Regions from separate parts of the Homo sapiens genome. Here all the other regions are linked to region 1. A link is a contact called in ENCODE Hi-C or POLR2A ChIA-PET data. All regions are on one chromosome and are shown on one strand. Each heading gives the region's core, a stretch centred on a gene start or an enhancer-like site at or near the end of the contact. The rest is flanking DNA. Distances are from core to core; before and after follow the strand shown. Region 1 holds the start of H2BC11 (H2B clustered histone 11). Region 2 holds the start of HCG15 (HLA complex group 15). Region 3 holds the start of HCG14 (HLA complex group 14). Region 4 holds the start of ZSCAN31 (zinc finger and SCAN domain containing 31). Region 5 holds the start of LINC02980 (long intergenic non-protein coding RNA 2980). Region 6 holds the start of ZKSCAN4 (zinc finger with KRAB and SCAN domains 4). Region 7 holds the start of ZKSCAN8 (zinc finger with KRAB and SCAN domains 8).

What was found. Hi-C counts contacts between places; a loop is a spot of excess contacts on that map. ChIA-PET counts read pairs that join two places held with the same protein, here RNA polymerase II (POLR2A). Pooled maps may share reads with other maps.
Region 2: a loop to region 1 is called in a map of CD4-positive, alpha-beta T cell, with 5 times the contacts of the local background. The contact joins the promoter of HCG15 here to the promoter of H2BC11 in region 1. A Hi-C loop is called at or near these places in 3 of 168 maps with a recorded cell type or tissue (CD4-positive, alpha-beta T cell, ascending aorta and sigmoid colon) and 17 of 50 pooled maps. POLR2A ChIA-PET finds 5 or more read pairs at or near these places in 2 of 52 experiments (activated B cell and activated CD4-positive, alpha-beta T cell).
Region 3: a loop to region 1 is called in a map of sigmoid colon, with 3 times the contacts of the local background. The contact joins the promoter of HCG14 here to the promoter of H2BC11 in region 1. A Hi-C loop is called at or near these places in 3 of 168 maps with a recorded cell type or tissue (CD4-positive, alpha-beta memory T cell, naive thymus-derived CD4-positive, alpha-beta T cell and sigmoid colon) and 18 of 50 pooled maps. POLR2A ChIA-PET finds 5 or more read pairs at or near these places in 15 of 52 experiments (CD4-positive, alpha-beta T cell, CD4-positive, alpha-beta memory T cell, CD8-positive, alpha-beta T cell and 11 more).
Region 4: a loop to region 1 is called in a map of CD14-positive monocyte, with 4 times the contacts of the local background. The contact joins the promoter of ZSCAN31 here to the promoter of H2BC11 in region 1. A Hi-C loop is called at or near these places in 5 of 168 maps with a recorded cell type or tissue (CD14-positive monocyte, aorta, ascending aorta and 2 more) and 18 of 50 pooled maps. POLR2A ChIA-PET finds 5 or more read pairs at or near these places in 2 of 52 experiments (K562 and activated T-cell).
Region 5: a map with no recorded cell type shows a loop between it and region 1 (10-fold over the local background). The contact joins the promoter of LINC02980 here to the promoter of H2BC11 in region 1. A Hi-C loop is called at or near these places in 1 of 37 single-sample maps with no recorded cell type and 5 of 50 pooled maps. POLR2A ChIA-PET finds 5 or more read pairs at or near these places in 7 of 52 experiments (BJ, CD4-positive, alpha-beta T cell, GM10248 and 4 more).
Region 6: a pooled map shows a loop between it and region 1 (3-fold over the local background). The contact joins the promoter of ZKSCAN4 here to the promoter of H2BC11 in region 1. A Hi-C loop is called at or near these places in 4 of 50 pooled maps. POLR2A ChIA-PET finds 5 or more read pairs at or near these places in 4 of 52 experiments (B cell, BJ, T-cell and 1 more).
Region 7: a map of naive thymus-derived CD4-positive, alpha-beta T cell shows a loop between it and region 1 (4-fold over the local background). The contact joins the promoter of ZKSCAN8 here to the promoter of H2BC11 in region 1. A Hi-C loop is called at or near these places in 1 of 168 maps with a recorded cell type or tissue (naive thymus-derived CD4-positive, alpha-beta T cell) and 10 of 50 pooled maps. POLR2A ChIA-PET finds 5 or more read pairs at or near these places in 1 of 52 experiments (Panc1).

The regions. Positions count from the first base shown.
Region 1 is chr6:27,131,496-27,134,080 of GRCh38, forward strand. It overlaps H2BC11 (H2B clustered histone 11), which reads right to left and starts at 1,300. Exons shown (of 1, transcript NM_021058.4): 1 at 821-1,300. The coding sequence starts at 1,255. The coding sequence ends at 875. H2AC11 (H2A clustered histone 11) reads left to right here and starts at 1,548. Exons shown (of 1, transcript NM_021064.5): 1 at 1,548-2,040. The coding sequence starts at 1,577. The coding sequence ends at 1,969. RefSeq lists enhancers at 520-579, 920-989, 1,000-1,069, 1,201-1,714, 1,680-2,019 and 1 more.
Region 2 is chr6:28,983,447-28,986,031 of GRCh38, forward strand. HCG15 (HLA complex group 15) reads left to right here and starts at 1,303. Exons shown (of 3, transcript NR_135289.2): 1 at 1,303-1,538.
Region 3 is chr6:28,895,257-28,897,841 of GRCh38, forward strand. HCG14 (HLA complex group 14) reads left to right here and starts at 1,274. Exons shown (of 2, transcript NR_104117.1): 1 at 1,274-1,474; 2 at 1,855-2,064. TRL-CAA1-1 (tRNA-Leu (anticodon CAA) 1-1) reads right to left here and starts at 1,072; the gene lies at 967-1,072. RefSeq lists enhancers at 1-315, 951-1,586 and a silencer at 377-540.
Region 4 is chr6:28,334,854-28,337,438 of GRCh38, forward strand. It overlaps ZSCAN31 (zinc finger and SCAN domain containing 31), which reads right to left and starts at 1,295. Exons shown (of 4, transcript NM_030899.5): 1 at 1,229-1,295. RefSeq lists an enhancer at 841-960.
Region 5 is chr6:25,991,353-25,993,937 of GRCh38, forward strand. LINC02980 (long intergenic non-protein coding RNA 2980) reads left to right here and starts at 1,315. Exons shown (of 3, transcript NR_186645.1): 1 at 1,315-1,566. RefSeq lists a silencer at 1,124-1,433 and an enhancer at 1,424-1,633.
Region 6 is chr6:28,250,975-28,253,559 of GRCh38, forward strand. ZKSCAN4 (zinc finger with KRAB and SCAN domains 4) reads right to left here and starts at 1,295. Exons shown (of 5, transcript NM_019110.5): 1 at 584-1,295. The coding sequence starts at 1,006. RefSeq lists enhancers at 854-923, 1,054-1,103.
Region 7 is chr6:28,140,610-28,143,194 of GRCh38, forward strand. ZKSCAN8 (zinc finger with KRAB and SCAN domains 8) reads left to right here and starts at 1,274. Exons shown (of 6, transcript NM_006298.4): 1 at 1,274-1,420. RefSeq lists enhancers at 1,286-1,405, 1,416-1,535.

The DNA of each region.
Region 1 (2,585 bases), core at 50-2,549:
TGCCTGTAATCCTAGCACTTTAAGGCTGAGGCTAGTGGATCACCTGAAGTCAGTTCGAGACCAGCCTAGCCAACATGGTGAAACCCCATCTCTACTAAAAATACAAAAATTATCCGGGCATGGTGGCGCATGCCTGTAATCCCAGCTACACGGAAGGGTGAAGCAGGAGAATCGCTGGAACCCGGGAGGCGGAGGCTGCAGTGAGCTGAGATCGCGCCACCGCACTCCAGTCTGGGCGACAGAGGAAGTCTCCTTCTCAAAAAAAAAAAAACTGATTATGTTGCCATAAAGGGTCCCTTTAAAAAAAAAAACGCTCTATCCAACGAAAACTAATTAGAAATAAATCTCCTTCCCGAAAGCGATAAAATACTAAAGAATGAGAAACTGACAGTTTACTGAGTTTGTAAGGAAGGCCAAATAAAGGCGGGGTTTGGATTCCTTTGGCGCACCCAAGCCGACCGTGGACTTCCTGGATACAACAACCAATCAGGATGCAGAGGAAGGGCGGGCGTTGCCCGGGCAAATTCAAACTGACAACCGCTGCAACTTGGCACTGTTCCAAATCACTAACCGACGGGGGACCGACGAGTATTTTAATTGGTTTCTAACGTATTTTAATTGGTTTCGAACTTATAATAGAAAATTTCCCATCTCCTTACTTAACTCTAAGATTAGAATGGCAGATCTAAAAAAAAAAAGTCACTAAGGATTAGTTAAATAACTGCTCTACTTCAGACCAAAAAACACAGTAGCAAGTTACAAGGGTTTGTCAGTGGCCAGCAGAGGAGGAATACAAGCACCAGCTCTTTCTTTGAGAACATGGGTGGCTCTTAAAAGAGCCGTTAGGGTTGAGAGTTTGCAACCAACTCACTGTTTACTTAGCGCTGGTGTACTTGGTGACGGCCTTAGTACCCTCGGACACGGCGTGCTTGGCCAACTCCCCAGGCAGCAGCAGGCGCACGGCCGTCTGGATCTCCCTGGAGGTGATGGTCGAGCGCTTGTTGTAATGCGCCAGGCGGGAAGCCTCACCTGCGATGCGCTCGAAAATGTCGTTCACAAACGAATTCATGATGCCCATGGCCTTGGACGAAATGCCGGTGTCAGGGTGGACCTGCTTCAGAACCTTGTACACATAGATGGAATAGCTCTCCTTGCGGCTGCGCTTGCGCTTCTTGCCGTCTTTCTTCTGCGCCTTAGTCACCGCCTTCTTGGAGCCCTTTTTCGGGGCGGGAGCAGACTTCGCTGGCTCTGGCATAGCACTGTGTAGCTATAAAGCGCCAACGAAAAGGAAAAACAGCGTGAGCAGGGTATGACAAGGCGCTTTTATATAGAATCGCTTATGCAAATAAGGTGAAGAGTTGAAGTCTTGTGTCTGATTGGTAGTTATTCAGGGTAACGTCAGAGGTCAGGTCTGCCCAATCAGGATTCGCAAATCCAGAAGACGCACTACTATTGGTTGAAATTAAACTGCAGCCCTAACCAACAACACGTCTTCTTTTTCGCGCCCAATAGTGTTTATAAAAAGCGCCGCCTTTCCCGTTCACTTTGTGGTTGCTCGTAGTGAGTTGCGCTCGCTATGTCTGGACGTGGCAAGCAGGGAGGCAAAGCCCGCGCTAAGGCCAAGACTCGCTCTTCTAGGGCCGGTCTCCAGTTCCCCGTGGGCCGAGTGCACCGCCTGCTCCGCAAAGGCAACTATGCCGAGCGGGTCGGGGCCGGCGCGCCGGTGTATCTGGCAGCGGTGCTGGAGTACCTGACCGCCGAGATCCTGGAACTGGCGGGCAACGCGGCCCGCGACAACAAGAAGACCCGCATCATCCCGCGTCATCTCCAACTGGCCATCCGCAACGACGAGGAGCTCAACAAGCTGCTGGGCAAAGTCACCATCGCACAGGGCGGTGTCCTGCCCAACATTCAGGCCGTGCTACTGCCCAAAAAGACTGAGAGCCACCACAAGGCGAAGGGCAAGTAACTATCTGTACTAGTTTGTGGCAGCTCAAGTAAAATCGAGTCCAAACCAACGGCTCTTTTCAGGGCCACCCACGTCTTCTCTAAAAGAACTTAACATTTATTCCATGTGAAAGAAAGTGAGACATGGACAAGACTCTAGTCATAAATTACCCATCTTTTTGAAAACAGTGTAGCGAACACCGCAGATTTAAAAGAAAAACTAGAGGGAAGGTGGTCCAGATTTTACCACGCTTAAAAGTTAAGATGTGAACAAATCTCTTAGGCCATTACTTAATTTTAAACTTAATCAGTGTGTGTCCACAGAGCACCAGTGGCTTCGTGAGTTCTTGAAGCACTTTGGCCCAAAAGAGTTATCGCCCGGGCTAGAATTTAGCAGACAGCTGTTCCACGCGGGCCAGGGCGGCATGAAGAAGTCCCGCCGCTACGTGCCCGGCACAGTGGCCCTGCGCGACGTTCGGCGCTACCAGAACTCCGAGCTGCTGATCAGCAAGCTGCCGCTCCTGCGAGAGCTCGGCGGTGACGCCGCTGCACGAGAGCGAGGCTGAAGAACTTTGTGACACAATAGTCCACCTCCCTGCAAAGGCTCTGTCAGAGACTCACATCTTTCCTGATGGATA
Region 2 (2,585 bases), core at 53-2,552, 1.9 Mb after region 1:
ATTTTTAGTAGAGACGCGGTTTCACCATGTTGGCCAGGCTGGTCTCGAACTCCTGATCTCAAGAGACCCACCCGCCTCAGCCTCCCGAAGTGCTGGGATTACAGGCGTGAGCCACCGCTTCCAGCCAGGATGTGATGTTGTTATGATCCAGTTAAATGAAGCAGGACTTTTTCTAATTAATTGCACTTTCTCTTCTCTTCCCTGGCTCCATATATTCACAGTTTCCAAAACTTCCTTGAGATGGGACACTCTTTTGTCATCTTGTCAGTTCTGTCCTTGAATTAATAAACTTTGACACATACATAAGATCAATTTGACTAAGAAATCTTATTTTGACATAGACATAAAAGTAATATGGTTTGTAAAATTCCTGTATATACGGAAGCCTTTTAATCTAATGTTTCATAGGAATTCAACCCTCTAGGCCTGCTGGTGATCAGTTCTTGAAAAGCACCCTCTTTTCGTGATATCACACGTTGTCTCCTCTATGTGCAGCAAGAATCTCTTGCTTCATTAGTTTTTATGCCTCTGCTTTCAGAAAACAGTCTGGTTGGGACCCCTGTGAAAGGAACTGTCTGGCTTAACTTATCTTGATTAATGCCTCTTTTTTTCTTTTCTTTTCTTTTCTTTCATTTTCCACATAAAGCTAATTGGATTAGAGAAAAAGAACTCTTCTTCGAATGCTACCAGTTTCTTTCCTTCTCATCTGAGCTATTATTCATTGTCCATAGGAAAAAAAATTCCCTAATTTTGGCACGGTAGGTTCTGTTTATTCACCAGACTTGCTACCGTTTACTCGTCAGCTCAGAGAGAACGTCGAAAAAATATAACAAAACCAAAATATGCATCAAGACAAGAGGAGGAAAGAGAATGTGAAAGACTACTAAAAAAAAAAAAAAAAAAAAAAAAAGTCAACAGCTAGGGTCAAGGAATCAATCTGCAAATATTCAGAGCCAGTAGGCTTGTACTACACTAGTCACTATGGAAAATGAAAAATGACCAAGACAGAAATCTCACCTCTTAACACCCCCCAAATCCCAATTTTCTCAACTGTAAAATGGGAATAAAAGTATTACAGTATTTACTATATAAAGTTGCGATGAGTCAATAACATAATACACAAAAGCAGTCAGCCAATTATCCAAATCCGTGTTATTAATATTATCATCATCATCATTCTTCTCACCGTACTTGGGGAATGAAGGAGACAGATACTGTGAGTAAGTTTTCCTTTTTTTTTTTTTTTTTTTTTTTTTTAGACAGAGTCTCGCTCTGTCGCCCAGGCTGGAGTGGAGTGGCGCCATCTCGGCTCACTGCAAGCTCTGCATCCTGGGTTCACGCCATTCTCCTGTTTCAGCCTCCAGGTAGCTGGGCCTACCGGCGCCCGCCACCACGCCCGGCTAATTTTTTGTATTTTTAGTAGAGACGGGGTTTCACCGTGTTAGCCAGGATGGTCTCGATCTCCTGACCTGGTGATCCGCCCGCCTCGGCCTCCCAAAGTGCTGAGATTACAGGCGTGAGCTACCGCGCCCCGCCAAGTGAGTAAATTTTCTATTGGGCACAGAGTTACCTGCTAAAATGAAGTGTGGAAAAATACAATGGGGTGTGTGTATGTGAGAGAGAGAGGGAGATTTGGAGGTGGGGTGGGGAAGACCCTATTTGAAGTGGGCTTTGAAGAATGAACAAGATTTTTATTAGGGAACAAAATGGAAACCAGCATTCCAGGACAAGCGTCTCAGGAGAAGCAAAAGCGCAGAGTTGTGAAAGCTCTTAGATTTTCAGAACTTTGAATTCTGAACTATATATAAACCTGGAAAATCTCGGTTAACTATGGGATGGCATCAAGATTTCAATTTCAAGCTTTCTGGTCATGCACAGTAAAGCTGGAATTAGAGTCTCTTACGTATGGCAGTTGTTGACAAGTCCGTACAGGTACCTAAGTGCTTCCCAGAAAATTCCTCAAGTTGGTAGGTCCTGGGGGAATCAGTTTAGTTCTAAAGAGAGGACTCATCAGAGATCTGTTCAACTTCCAGGAATCTGTGAGGATAGCTCCAAATCTCACTCTCATGCCCAGCCTATCAAACAAAGCAAACCGGTTGGACTGAAGCTGTGGGATCGGGACTGAAATAGAACCAGCGAGAAAGGCAGTCCTCCTCGATTCCTAGAGAGAACACATTCAGCCAGCAGTTGGATAGAGGATACTAGCAAGTCCCTCGCCAGGGCGGGGGAGCAGAGACACATTCCTGTCCCGTTTACATTCTTCCTCTGGCGGAGGCGGGAGGGTCGCTTGAAGCCTCGGATTTCGAGATCAGCCAGGACAAAAAAGCGAGACCCCCGTTTCTACCAAAAAGGGGGGGGGGTGGGCGGGGGGAAGAGAGAGAGAGAGAGAAAGGAAAAGAAAGAGAAAGAAAAGAAAGAAAAACTAGGCGCGGTCACGTGTACGTGTAGTTCCAGCTGCTCGGAGGTTGAGGCGGGAGGATCTCTTGAGCCCAGAAGTTCGAGGCCGCAATGAGCTCTGATCGTGGCAGAGCGAGGCCCTGGCTCAAATACATACATACTTTGTTCTGACTTTGTGTGCCCTTACT
Region 3 (2,585 bases), core at 24-2,523, 1.8 Mb after region 1:
CACGGTGATTACATTTGCGAGAGGAACGTACAGCTTTCATATTTCATTCAATGGTTAAAATGGTACTCAATTTTGACTGACAAAACGGTAATGATCAGATGCCAAAACGAGTGTGAATGTGCATAATTTACGAAAGACATTTTTGAGAACTGGTTACATGAGTTTTGAAAATAGGAGAGCAGAGGACCTGTGTAAGATTTTTAAAGAGACTGCACTGTCACGAGCCACAGCGTTGTGAGATTGGTAGGAAAGTGCTCCAGGAAATATCTAGGGGAGGGCTTGGATCTGAGACACAGAGTGTGAGCCTGGTCGAGAAGCGGGAAAAGAACCCGCCCAGAGCCCCTTCTCTCCATTCCCTCGGCGAGGCAGGAAGCTATCTGCGTTCCGAATCCCGCGACATCAGGATTATCTCGCACTGCAGCACAGAGACCAATCGCTAGTAACCTCTGCCTTTAATTAGGCGTTTTTTGGCCCAAATCTCGCGGCTTCGTAAAAATATCGCGATGCTTCCGCTTTTAATGTTTTTAGTTTGGACAAGCCCTTTGAGATAAATTTAAAAGCCAATTCTTTTTTTTTTTTTTTTTTTTTGAGACGGAGTGTCGCTCTGTCCCCAGGCTGGAGTGCAGTGGCGCGATCTTGGCTCACTGCACGCTCCGCCTCCCGGGTTCACGCCATTCTCCTGCCTCATTCCCGAGTAGCTGGGACTACAGGCGCCCGCCACCACGCCCAGCTATTTTTTTTGTATTTTTAGTAGAGACGAGGTTTCACCGTGTTAGCCAGAATGGTCTCGATCTCCTGACCTCGTGATCCACCCGTCTCGGCCTCCCAAAGTGCTAGGATTACAGGCGTGAGCCACCGCGCCCGGTACCTAAAAGCCGATTCTTAAAAATATACGTTGGTAATTGTTTATGCCTACTGCTGAGATCAGGATATCTCTAAAGTAAGGAGAGGAAAAAGAAAAGTATGTGTCAGAAGTGGGATTCGAACCCACGCCTCCATTGGAGACCAGAATCCCCACCGCGGAGGAAGCTTAGCTTGAGTCTGGCGCCTTAGACCACTCGGCCATCCTGACACACTGCATAACAGCCCTGATTTTTGCACTAAAATAGAGATCAACAAGCAATGATTCTGTGTCGTGCACGCACGCAGAAACGCGATGACGTCAGGGTTGCTTGGTAACAGAAGGGCAGAAAGCCACTTGTGGATTGAAAAAGCAAAAGGGTTCGCAGGACTAGAAAATGTTTCTGCATAAAACTGGATCAAGTCTCTTACGGGCCTTATAACTGTTATCGCCATCTCGAAAAACGTGTGCGGGTTTTTTTTTTTTTTTTTTTTGCTCCCAGCCTGCCCAGATTTCAGGAAGGAAAGAAGATCTTTTGCTTCTTCGGTCGCTGGGTCGGCTCTCCAGTGTCTGATGTTTACTGAAATCTTGATCGTGGTTAGCCTCCCCCAGGACTTCATTGTTTGGAAGATGGTGAGGAACAAAACAAAACCCTAACAAAAGACCCCGGTTCTATAGGAAGGTCCCCTTTTAGCCCCTCTATTTTGGTTCCATTTGTCACTGCCTTGCCACTCGTCGAAGTTTGTCTTGGGCTCTAAAAGTGGTAGCCGGGAACGGCTGGGAAGGTCTCCACAGGGACCACCACATGGGCAAGGCTGGTGTCCGCGCCGAGGGATCGGCGATCCCAGGTCCGGGGAAACTCCGCGAGCGACGCGCTCGCCCGCGGCCTTCCTTGTCGCTCTCGGATGTTCCCGATTAATGGGCTCCAAGTGACCACTGCCAGGTCGGGGAACACAGCGGTAGTTTTTAAGGGGAGTGCACCACATCGCCTGATCCACTTTTCTGTTTCTCAGCCTTCGCCAAGCAATCTGAGCTCCAGGCCGGGAAGCCCCAAGGTCACAAATTTTAATGGAGCCCTGAAACTAAACAGAAATCATCCCTCCCACTAGAACAAGAGCCCCTAGAGGCCAGCGACACCGCTAAAATAACATGTGTAGACCAATGCCGTCCAGGTAACAGTGCCTGGCAAACACGGTAGAGGTTCAATAAATACATTTTAACTCAACCGTCTTAACTCTTGTATTTGGGGCTGTGAGGTTCAGATAGAGGAAATATAAAGTTGGATATTTTAATTAGATTTTGTCCTAATAGCTTACTTTTTGTATTTGTTAATATAAAAAAAATTTCCTTTTTGTAAGGCAAAGTTAGGTCTCTTTTCTGCATGGAGAAATAACTGAGTTTCAGTAGGCTCTATCTTAATTTCCACAGACTTCCTTGGTTTCATATCCTATTTTTGATAGAGAGAAAATTAGTAGTGAGAAGTACAGTGAACACTGGTTCCCCAGTCTCCCTCCAATACATGAGATTTGTATATTTTCTTTCGATTGGAAGGAAATTGTCCAGGAAGTGATTCCCAACATGGCAACTGTAATCTTACCCTAACTATAATTATTTTTTTCTAATTGCAAAGTACACACAAATTGTAGAACATACAAACATGTCAAAAATTAAAATCATCCATAATCTCACTAGTCAGAGGTAACTATTAACATTTTTATATATTTAGTCTTTCATATGGTATACA
Region 4 (2,585 bases), core at 45-2,544, 1.2 Mb after region 1:
GCTAATAATCTTGTGGTTATGTAGGGAAATGTCCCCAATTTTTAGAGATGCATTAGAAACTAGAGGTGACAAGTTATGAGGTTGGTGGTTTTTACAATATTTAAAGAAAACATATGCGACAAACATTGCATAATGTTGACTTATTAAATAAAAATTACGTGTATATAGGAAATAAGGCTTTTGACAGGGAGAGACCCTTCTCTACCTCTGGACCTCGGTTTCGCCGCAAAGCTCCGACCTCTCTAGGGGTCTCTCCCACCACCCTGTGAAAGGGCTACCTAGCTTGCCTTAGGTGGATAGCAAGGGAAGGGTCCCTGGAGAGCCTGCCCCCGCCCATGATTTAGTGTCTTATCCCCACATAACATAAAACTAAGCCTGGGGAAAAAATCAGGTTGCAGGCACCGATAAGGGAACTAGCACAGGGTGTTGTGCCTAGAGATATGCCCACGGCTGCATAGATAGAAAAACCTCGGGCCCATTTGGATAAAAACTTGCACAGAACCTCCAGCTCACTCAGATAAGGGAACAAGGCCTGACACATAATGCCTTTGTCCTTTGTATAGTCAGCAGGTTCCCAGGAAAAGTTTCTTCTCCTTTTGTGGGTATGGACACGGTGGGTTCTGGTAGGTTCCGGCAGGCGCTCTACTTTCCTTTATTAGGACTATAAGCCCAGCTTCTGTGAATCATCACCTCAGCCCCTGATTGGTCCGGGGCCAAACTTTCACTTCGGCTTCTGATAGGTCCTGGGCCAAGCTAAGCAGCAGCTATGAATCATCATTTCAGCTCCTGATTGGTCCCGGACCAAGCTGAGTCAAGCGTTCGCCAGGACAGCCCGCAGACTAAGCGCATTCCCTCTCCTTTCCAGTCCATAAAAACCCCAGAACGGGCCCCATAATGGGTACTCCCGGTCGGGACCCCTTCTCTGCTGGCAGAGAGCTTTTTCCTTTCGCTTATTAAACTTTCGCTCTAACCTCACCTTTGTGTCTGCGCTCCTTTATCGTCTTGGAGGCAGGACAAAGAACTCCGGGCGTTATCTCAGACAAAGAAAGGCTGTTTAATCTTCAGGATAAGGGGCGGGACCTCCACCTACTCCACGGGGGCTTCAGGCCAGTGAATGTGTAGGGGCGGGGGTCACGCCTGCGCAGACGTTCCCTCCCCGCCTACTCCAAGGCACAGACCTGAAATCTTCTGGGAACCTGGCGGGTCGCGACAAGGGGCCAAGACTCACCTTCGGGGCACCGGCAAGCTACGGAACAGGTGGCGGGGCTGCAGCACCCCAATGACCGATCAACCGCAAAGGCCGGAAATGCGTCAGCCGTTCTGAGCCCACTGGCTGAAGCCAGGCAACTCTTTCCTTTCTAGGAATTCCAGAGGTGGCTGCTGCTTGGTGACTCCCTTATTGCAAACCCCGGGGCCAAAAATCCCAGTCCCACTGGGTGCGAGGCGGAGAAATCCGGCGAGGCATTTCTATGGGGAGCGGCCCCCAGCATTTAGGAGTTAGATGGTCATCGAGACCCAAAACATTAGAGCCGGAAGGTGTTAGGAAGATATAAACGTAGAGAGCGAGTAACAGGAGGCAATTCCACGGCCAAACAGGTTTATTTACAGGAAAAGCCTGCGAAGAGTTCCAGTTAGGAATCTGGCTGAGATCCTGATCGCTTACAAGCTGAGGCTTTTATAATAAAGTTTCTGTTGGGGAGGGGTTGGGGAAGTGCTGGCTAGTTGGAACTGTTTGGACACTTTCCAACTGGGGACAGATGTGGTTAGGGCCGTTAGGCTCTGTTGCGGTTAGAGCTGTTATGCTCTGTTGAAGCTATGGACGGGGTTGACATTTGCTTTGTTTCTTGAGAACACAGTCATCAAGGTTGTAAAATGGCATCACTATTGTTAGTCCTCACAGAAGGGACTTCATACTTTTTCTGTCTCTAATACTTACCTATTCTTCCCCGAGTCTGTCCACTTCCTCTGGTCTCTTTGACATCACAAAGGAGAGATGGTAATGGTGGGGACGAGAATACAGAGTTGTTTTTGTTGTGGTTTTGTTATTTTGTGTTTTACACTCAAACCTCTGTCTTCTGGAATCCCAAAGTCTAGAAGAAGAGCGTGTAAACAAGTAACTGCGTAAAACAGACGTGCATGTGAAATGAAGTAAAATAAAATAAGTGCTTGTAAATCGATGAGAATAGCCTCTGGAACATGCTAAGTACGTATGTAGGAAATAAATGTATGTATTAGTTTGAATTCGTGGCGTGGAAGAGAGAGGAAAACTAATGGGGCAAAACAAGACTCAGCAGGAATCTGCCAGTGTACACTGGAAAAGGAGCAAAGGAAATAAATTTCTGGGAGAGGGAATCAAATGTACAAAAGCAGAACTGGGGTGAAATCCTTTGGTACATCCAAAGAACTGGGCTGATCAGCATGACTGGAGAGTGGTATATGTGGCAGGGGCACCAGCTCTTACTTTTTTTGGATCCCTAACCAAGGAATTTGAGCAGTCTGATCAAATTTACATCTAGAAATGTTATCTTGGCAGCCATGTGGGGATGGACTGTAAGGAAATGAGACTACAGGCAGGGAGACCAGCT
Region 5 (2,585 bases), core at 65-2,564, 1.1 Mb before region 1:
AATAGTCCCTGGTTCTTGTAAGGTGTTCAGGCACAAAACGCTAGGCATGTAACATACTAAATGAGGTTTTCCCAGTTAATTTATATGATTGCAAAGGACGTTCATATACACGGTCTGCTAAAGAATTCTGGGGCCAATTAATCTCTGTGGCATGATGGGTAAGTCGATCCCTTCTCTGGGCGTCTATTACTTCAGAAAAGGCATGAACTCAATTTTAGGGACCACACAAAAAAATTTATTCACTATCGTGTAGGACTTGGTCATTAGAGAGCTTTTGTTTCTTTTTTTTAAAATTTTTTTTAATTTTTATTTTCGTGTATGTGAATTTAATGGAGAGCTTTTAAATAACCAGATATTTAAATAACCAGATAATACAGATGCCCGGCCTGCTCCAGACAAATTAGAAAAGTATGTAGGTGAGGAGGGACCAGCCAGAAGGCGGTTTCAGCTCTGGAGTGACACTGAACGTACTTCTCTTCCAGGGATGTCACGAGGTGTCAATTTCTCTGGCCTTACCCAGGTCCATGCCCGCCCCCAGGGGCCCCAAGAATGACTTCAGCACCCCACCCCCACCTCCCTCTCCAGATGTGGGTCCTGGGAGCGTTCAAGGCCCGTCAGTCACTCGAGCCACCCCTTGGCGGCTGGACCAAATCTTGGGCTGCCGCCTGGATCTGCAGCTGGAAAGCGCCGTGACCACCGGTGTCCCCAGCTGGAGCAGGGCGGGCTGCACGACTCGCGAGGACGCCCTGAACCGCGGCTTCCTCTTTCATAGCCGCAGGACTCGTGGTCAGAAGGCCGACTCCAAGCCTCAGCGGATCCACGAAATGGCCTCTTTGAGGCTGTGGTGAAATTTAAGATACCCTTTCCCTGCCATTGTTACTGACGTACTTCAGCAAACAGGTTAAAGTTCTGAAAGGACGTGGTCACGACTTTATATTTCTTACAGATTTGTGTCTCATGTTTTGTGCGTAAAAACCATTCGTCCTCATTTGAGATTCTCATATCCGTAATTCAGTTATACATAAAACTGAATTCAGTTATATCATAAAATGTTCCCATGCGGGGAATGATTCGTTGGGGTCTCAGCCTGAGGCCAGACGCAGCAGAGAGATCGGGAGTTGGGGGATGGCGGGCGGGGAGCGGAGAGGAGGCCGCCCGCCGCCAGACTCAGGGTCCAGCAGAGCAGCAAATGCTCCCCGGCTCCCAGCCAGGGCGCAGCTGCTGGCCTGGGGCCGCCCCTCACGCCGCAGGAGCCCCGCCCGCAGCGCCGGCCCTGCCCCTGGCCTGTGAGGGCGCCAGCGCCCCCTACAGCTTGCAGTCGCCCTGCGCGCCTCCCCGCGAGGCTTGTTTTCTAGCGCCTCTGGTGGGCCGCCTCCCGCAGGCCTGGTGTGAGCCTGGGGTCCGTTCTCACAGCTGGATCTGGGGTCTGAATGCCGCGCCCTCTGGAGAGCCACAGATGGGTCTCCGCTGATGCTTCTCTCAATTTCCTCTAAGAGCGAGAGCTCCGGGAAAGGAGCCGATCCTGGTGGAAGACTACAGGTCTGAGTCCACTGGACGAAAAACGAGGTGCGTTAAGAGACCGCGGGAGTGGGGAAATGGGGAAGTGAGGGTGGGGACTGGGCAATGGGGGCGGGACGAGAGGTCTGGGGCTGGCGGGGACAGGGCTTAAGAGAGAGCCACCCCTCCTAGCCTTGAAGCTGTACCGAGCTTCCCTGTGATATTTTAAAATGCAAAAGTACAAAAATTGAAGTAATGGAACTATGCGTACGCACCTCCTAGATTTTTAAAGGTTAACGTGTGACTGTGTTTACTTCAGATGTTCCTGAAATAAATGAAAATGACCAGTTAAAATGAAGGAAGAACGCGCTTGCGTCCCTCCTAGAGGTCAAACACTCTTCTGAGGATAGGTTGTATGCTCTCAGCGCCTCTTTTTATTAAAAGTATTAAGAAGTACTTTTCCAAATATTAGATGTAGTGTGTCATATCATTTAAACGATTTTTTTTGTTTAAAATAGTCTTTTAAAAATAATCTTTTTATTTTTAGATTTTTTTGAGACAGAGTCTCGCTGTGTTGCTCAGGCTGGAGTGCAGTGGCGCCATCTCCCCTCACTGCAACCTCTGCCTCCCAGGTTCAAGTGATTCTCCTGCCTCAGACTCCCAAGTAGCTGGGATTAAAAGCGTGAGCCACCACACCCTACCAATTTTTGTATTTTAGTAGAGATGGGGTTTCACTATGTTGTCCAGGCTGGTCTCGAAATCATGACCTCCACTAATCCACCTACCTCGGCCTCCCAGAGTGCTGAGATTACAGGCATAAGCCACCGTGCCTGGCCACTTTAATCATTTTTGTTTTTGCATCTAGTCTAAGAAATTCTGCACTAAAATTCTGCACTATTTTCTTCTAAAATTTTAAAACATTTTCTATCTGTGTCTTTGTTAGATGTAGAAACTTTTGTGTATGATATGGGGTATAGCTATAATTTTATTTTTATTCCATATGAAAGCCAGTTTCTCAGCCCAGGTAATTGAATAGACCATCCTTTCTCCACCAACTCTTAAGGCTACTTCTGCTCTATTGTGTTCAT
Region 6 (2,585 bases), core at 45-2,544, 1.1 Mb after region 1:
AATAGGCCCACTTTCTACCAGAGGTTCATAACCAGTGGTCCATGGACTTTCTCCCAAGTGGTCCATGAACTTAGAAAGGACAAAAACTAATCTTATTTTTACTGGTCTTTAAGAGAGAGTTAACATTTCCTTCAATTATGAATGGAAGCAACAAATCAAGGTAGCATAAGCAGTACCCAGGACTTTGTCACCAACAAAACCTGCACGTTTTCACACCACATTACAACCAGGCAAATAGATGCTTATCGCCATTTTGAAATTGCCAATTATAAGCCCTGTCCCTAGGTCTTATTATTTAGTGCAGTAATAAAAATCCACATATATGACTTTAATACAAATTTAATTCTTTGCTAACTGTATGTCAATATAGTTGTGTTCTTTTGTAATCCTTTATAGTTTCTTTATATATTTAAAAATATAATTCTGAGAAGGAGTCCAGGGACTTCACCTTACTGCCAAGGAGGTTCACAGTACAAAAAGAGATGAAGAACTCCTGGACCTTAAAGGAATGCCCCTCGCTCCGATCTGGGATTTCAGGAGGAAACAGACCACAGCGCTCAGATACTAAACCTGTTCTTTCTACCTGCGGCGCCGGCTCATCCAGCTGCCTCTCCAAATACTCCAATAGCACCACCACCTCCTCCCCGCTCTCTGGATGCTGCTCCCGCACCCAGCTCTGCAGATTCCCCGGCAGGATGGTCAGGAACTGCTCCAGCACCAGCAGCTCCAGGATCTGCTCCTTGCTGTGCATCTCAGGCTGCAGCCATTGTCCGCAGAGTTCTCGGAGCCGGCTCAACGCCTCGCGGGGGCCCGCAGCCTCCGGGTAGCGGAAGCCTCGGAAGCGCTGGCGGGAGCGTTCGGGGCCCCGAGCAGGGCTGCAGGGTGCTCTCACCTCCGCCGTCAAGGCGGAGGCTTCCTCCTTCTCCACCTTCACGGTCAGGAGCCCCGTCTGGTCTTCTGCAGACTGGGCGTCCAGGGCTGCGTTTTTTCTCGGTTCTCTAGCCATTCTGACCCAAGGCAGTACTCGGGTCTCACTCTAGTTGCGACCTGTATATCTTCAGAGGATTCTGGAAGGGTGGTAAATTTTCCAGTAGAACTGCAAGTGGTCCCCCTCCTGTCATGCCCAGGGGCCCAGGACACCCCCTGAGGCGCAGCTGCACAGATCTCTCTTATAGTCCGTGCCTTTGCAGGGTCGTCCTCTGCACCCCACTCTGAATCCCACAGTAAGTATCACCAAAGGATGTCTTTGGGAGTGAAAGTGATCACTCTCCAGACATAGGAGGGAAGTTGAGGCTGGGGCACAGGAAGTCTCGATGGGAACTAAGGCCACTTCCTGGGCGCTCTAGGAAGCTTCTCTCGGTGGTTGTCTCCGAATTAACCCATTAGCTACCCTGTCCTTACCTCCACGCAAGGGAAGGCAGTTAAGGGATAGAGAAGGAAAGGATGACAGACCTTGGATCATAAGAAATAGGACTGAGCCTTTAAATCCTGGAAGGATGCCGCTGCGGCTCATATTTCTTTCCTATGTAAAGCTTGCTTAAGCAGCTGGCATAAAATTGACACTAAAATTGAGCTGGAAAGCAGGGGTTCCCCAGAGCCCCAAGAACCCTGGCAGGGGGACCTTTAGTCTCTCTCAGAAACATCAAAGCAGCAGAACACATCACCAGGCACTTGCCTGGAGCGAGCAGTGGCTGCCCTTGGTCCTTCCCCACTCACCCCCTTAATCTGTCACTTTTTTTCCTCCTCCTTAAGGCCAGACTACTCCTCCCGACCCTGACTGTAGCCCTCACCTCCCACTAATCCTCAACACACTGTCCCACTCCCCCACTCACCACTTTGCACATTCCATGGCTGCTTCTCTGGCAATCAGGCTTATGCTGCTCTCCACCTCCAGAAACTCTCTAGTCTCTGGCTTCAGGGACCCCATTCTCTTCTGCTTTCTTCCTTCCTGTTTCTTCCCAGCCCCCAATCACAGTCAAGCACAGTGGCTAGATACGCAGGTAGCCAGGTTACCTGTGTAATCCTGGCTTACCCTCCCTGTGCCCGACTTTTCCAATCTGTAAATAGGGAAAGTAATAGTAGATAGGGATGTTGTAGGCATTACTAGGGATTAGATAATGTTGTGAGCACTCTTGTGTAAAGTGCTTAGAACAGTGCCTGGCATGTGATAAACTAGGCCTATCCTATAATAGAAGAAAGCCCTGAGAATTCTTTGAACTAGATGGGACTCGATTTTAAGCCATAATTGACTGTAAGTTATTTGACTGGACACTTCAGTAAGCCCCTTTCTGCCCAGTGGAATGGAGAAGCTACAAAATGCAAGTTCAGTAGTTTATGAGGGGAAAAAATATCATGTCAGTACTTTCTTGAGTTTTTCTTTCTTTGCCTATGCCTCTACATTCCAAGGATTAAGAAATAACATAACTTAAGAAAATGAGAAGTCCCAAAGACTGTTGCAAATGAAAAATACTACAAAATATCTTTCTCTTGATGAGCTACCACAGAAGGTAGGGGGCACTGCCCATGAAGTATCCTTATAAGTGAACTTGAATCTAAGTACTTTTCTAGATCCAAATATTTACAGA
Region 7 (2,585 bases), core at 24-2,523, 1.0 Mb after region 1:
GAAATTAAGGTGAAAATTGGAGGAGCCCTGAGAACTCAATAATAGGTGGTTGGGAAAGGTGCTGAAGGAAATAAATACATGAGACTTAAACAACAAAAAATAACACTTGCCACAACCTCCACCCCTGAAATCCTATTAGTCTCAAAAGTTAAAAAGCTCTAATGCAACAGGTCTGTAAAGAATGAACACAGGGCCAGGGTGGTGTCTCATGCCTGTAATCCGAGGACTTTGGGAGACTGAGGCAGGAGGATCACTTGAGCCCAGGAGTTCAAGACCAGCCTGGGCAACATAGTGAGACCCCCGCCCCGCCCCGCCACCCCGTTTCTACAAATTTTCTTTTTTAAGCTGAGGGTGGTGCACACCTGTAGTCCCAGCTACTTGGGGGGCTAAGGTGGGAAGACTGCTTGAGCCCAGAAGGTTGAGTCTGCCGTGAGCTATGATCACACCACTACACTCTGCAATAGAGACCCTGTCTCAAAAAAAAAAAAAAAAGGCAAAAAAAGAAAAAAAGACTAACAAAGAAAGAATGAACATAGATTTGTTCCCCATATCTTGTGGTATTAAACCTAGGGTCTACTCTTCAAGCTTACATCATAGGTTTAGCATTAAAACAGCTAAGCAGCAAAGCAGATGCTGTAAGCGATAGAAATTCATTAAGATAGGAAAGAGTGGGAAATATGTAAAGATCCAAAAAGAATATATATTTAATTACGATTTTTTTGAATACTTAATAAAATATGCTATTCCTAAGTGCCATGCCATAGGGATTTCACAAAACTATGAACTGTGATTAGCAGGAATTCCTCATGAAGTTTGTACTCTATGTGAGAGGTCTGGATATGTTTATGAATCGAGAACAGTAAAGTACAGGGTATGTAACGGAGCCAAACGCGAATCCAGTTGGAATCCTAAGGATCCATGAAGTGCTCCCTCCTCCAACACTTTCCCAGCCTCCTATTCACAGCTCCAGCCTCCCCACGTCCGATATCTACCCCCAGGGGACCGTTACTATTGACAGCGAGCGCGCGGAGCTGCATGGGCACACAAGGCGGAGGGGACACCAAGGTCCGTTATTCCCCAGCACGTTCACTGCCCCAGCGACAGCGCAAGCCTGAGGCACGCAGACGCGGGAGGAACCCGAGGCACAGCACACAGCAGGTGAGGGGCGTGGTACTCCGGTACCCTCAGTCGGCCGACCATAGAGCTTGTAGACCTCCAGGACTCCTAGAGAGCTTCCGGAAGTGCCTTTGGGGCAAGATGCGTGCTGGCCGGTGTTGTGCCTCCGCAGATTTAGAAGTTAGTGGCCGGAGGGGCCTGGTCCGAGTACAGCTTTCATCGCCTTTACTCCCCGACCTTCCTTCGAGTCTGTTTATCCGTTGCAGCCTCCCTTCCCCACGACGGGGCGCCTCTGCAACTCACAGTGAGTACGGTCGGGCTCTGGGCCGGAGGAAAGTGGGTGCTTTGTGGCTGGTCCAGGCCGCAGCTGAGGACTGGCCTGAGGGGTCCGGAGAGGGGCCTGTGCGGTGTTCGGCGCCGCGGACCGATTCTGACGCCTTAGTTGCTGTTGCAGGCAGAGTACGTCCCCACGAATTGCCCTTGAACTTTTTGCGAGGGAACCTTTTATGAAGCTTTCTTCATAGATAATCGTGTTGTGGTATGTTTTTGTAGTCGATCTTGTTTATCTTAAAATGGGGAACGCCCCCCCCATGTTATTTTTTATCCAACTATTTCCAGAGTCTGAATTGTTTTCACTTAGCGCTCTTTTGCGTTTAGGTCACAACAAAATTCTCAGTTTTTAAAAAAGACATATTTTGCTTTTGGAAGCCCCGTTTATCCATGGAAACCAATTTTTGCTGTTACTCTTCTTTCTTTAGTGTATTCAGAAACTGGTGGTGTGTTGACTAGATAATTGTACGAAAGTTTTTTTTTTTTTTTAATTTCAGGGTAATTCAGAATTCAACATTATCAGAATGCCTATTTCATTTGTTAAAGCAAACTGAAGTTAGCCAACGAGGAACTCTGGGAGGGCCCCATTTCCAAAACTCTGGTTAGTCATGAGTAATTTTTGTCAGGCTACTTTGACTGCCACCACCACCTTTAAAAACATATTTCTGTTGTTTGTTAGTTCCGTTGAGTATATTTACGTAGCAATCATTGTTTTAGCAAATACATACATGTTTTGAATTTCTGTTGTTTAAATGTAAAATGTGATAGATGTTAATTAAAACTTTCAGCTAATGCAATTTGAGATAACAAAGCATAGTATTGGCTTCACCTACTTTTTCTTGGATTTTAAATCCTGGAAAATGTCTTTTTTGTTTTGTTTTCAGTTCCCAAACATTTCTCAAATTAGACATAGTCTGAAGGAAGAATACATTCCTTCCACAACTATTGAAAAAATAATACTGTTAAAATTGAGTTGTGCCTTCAGCATCTCACAGGATTACAGTATTTAAAATCCAGAGGAAGCTTTAAAGATTGCCTTTTAAACTCATGTAAACTTGACTAGGTGTTCTTTAAGGAGACTATGTAAAAATCAGTCTGTATCCACAAAGTGCTCACCAACTTAATACAGACATGTACGC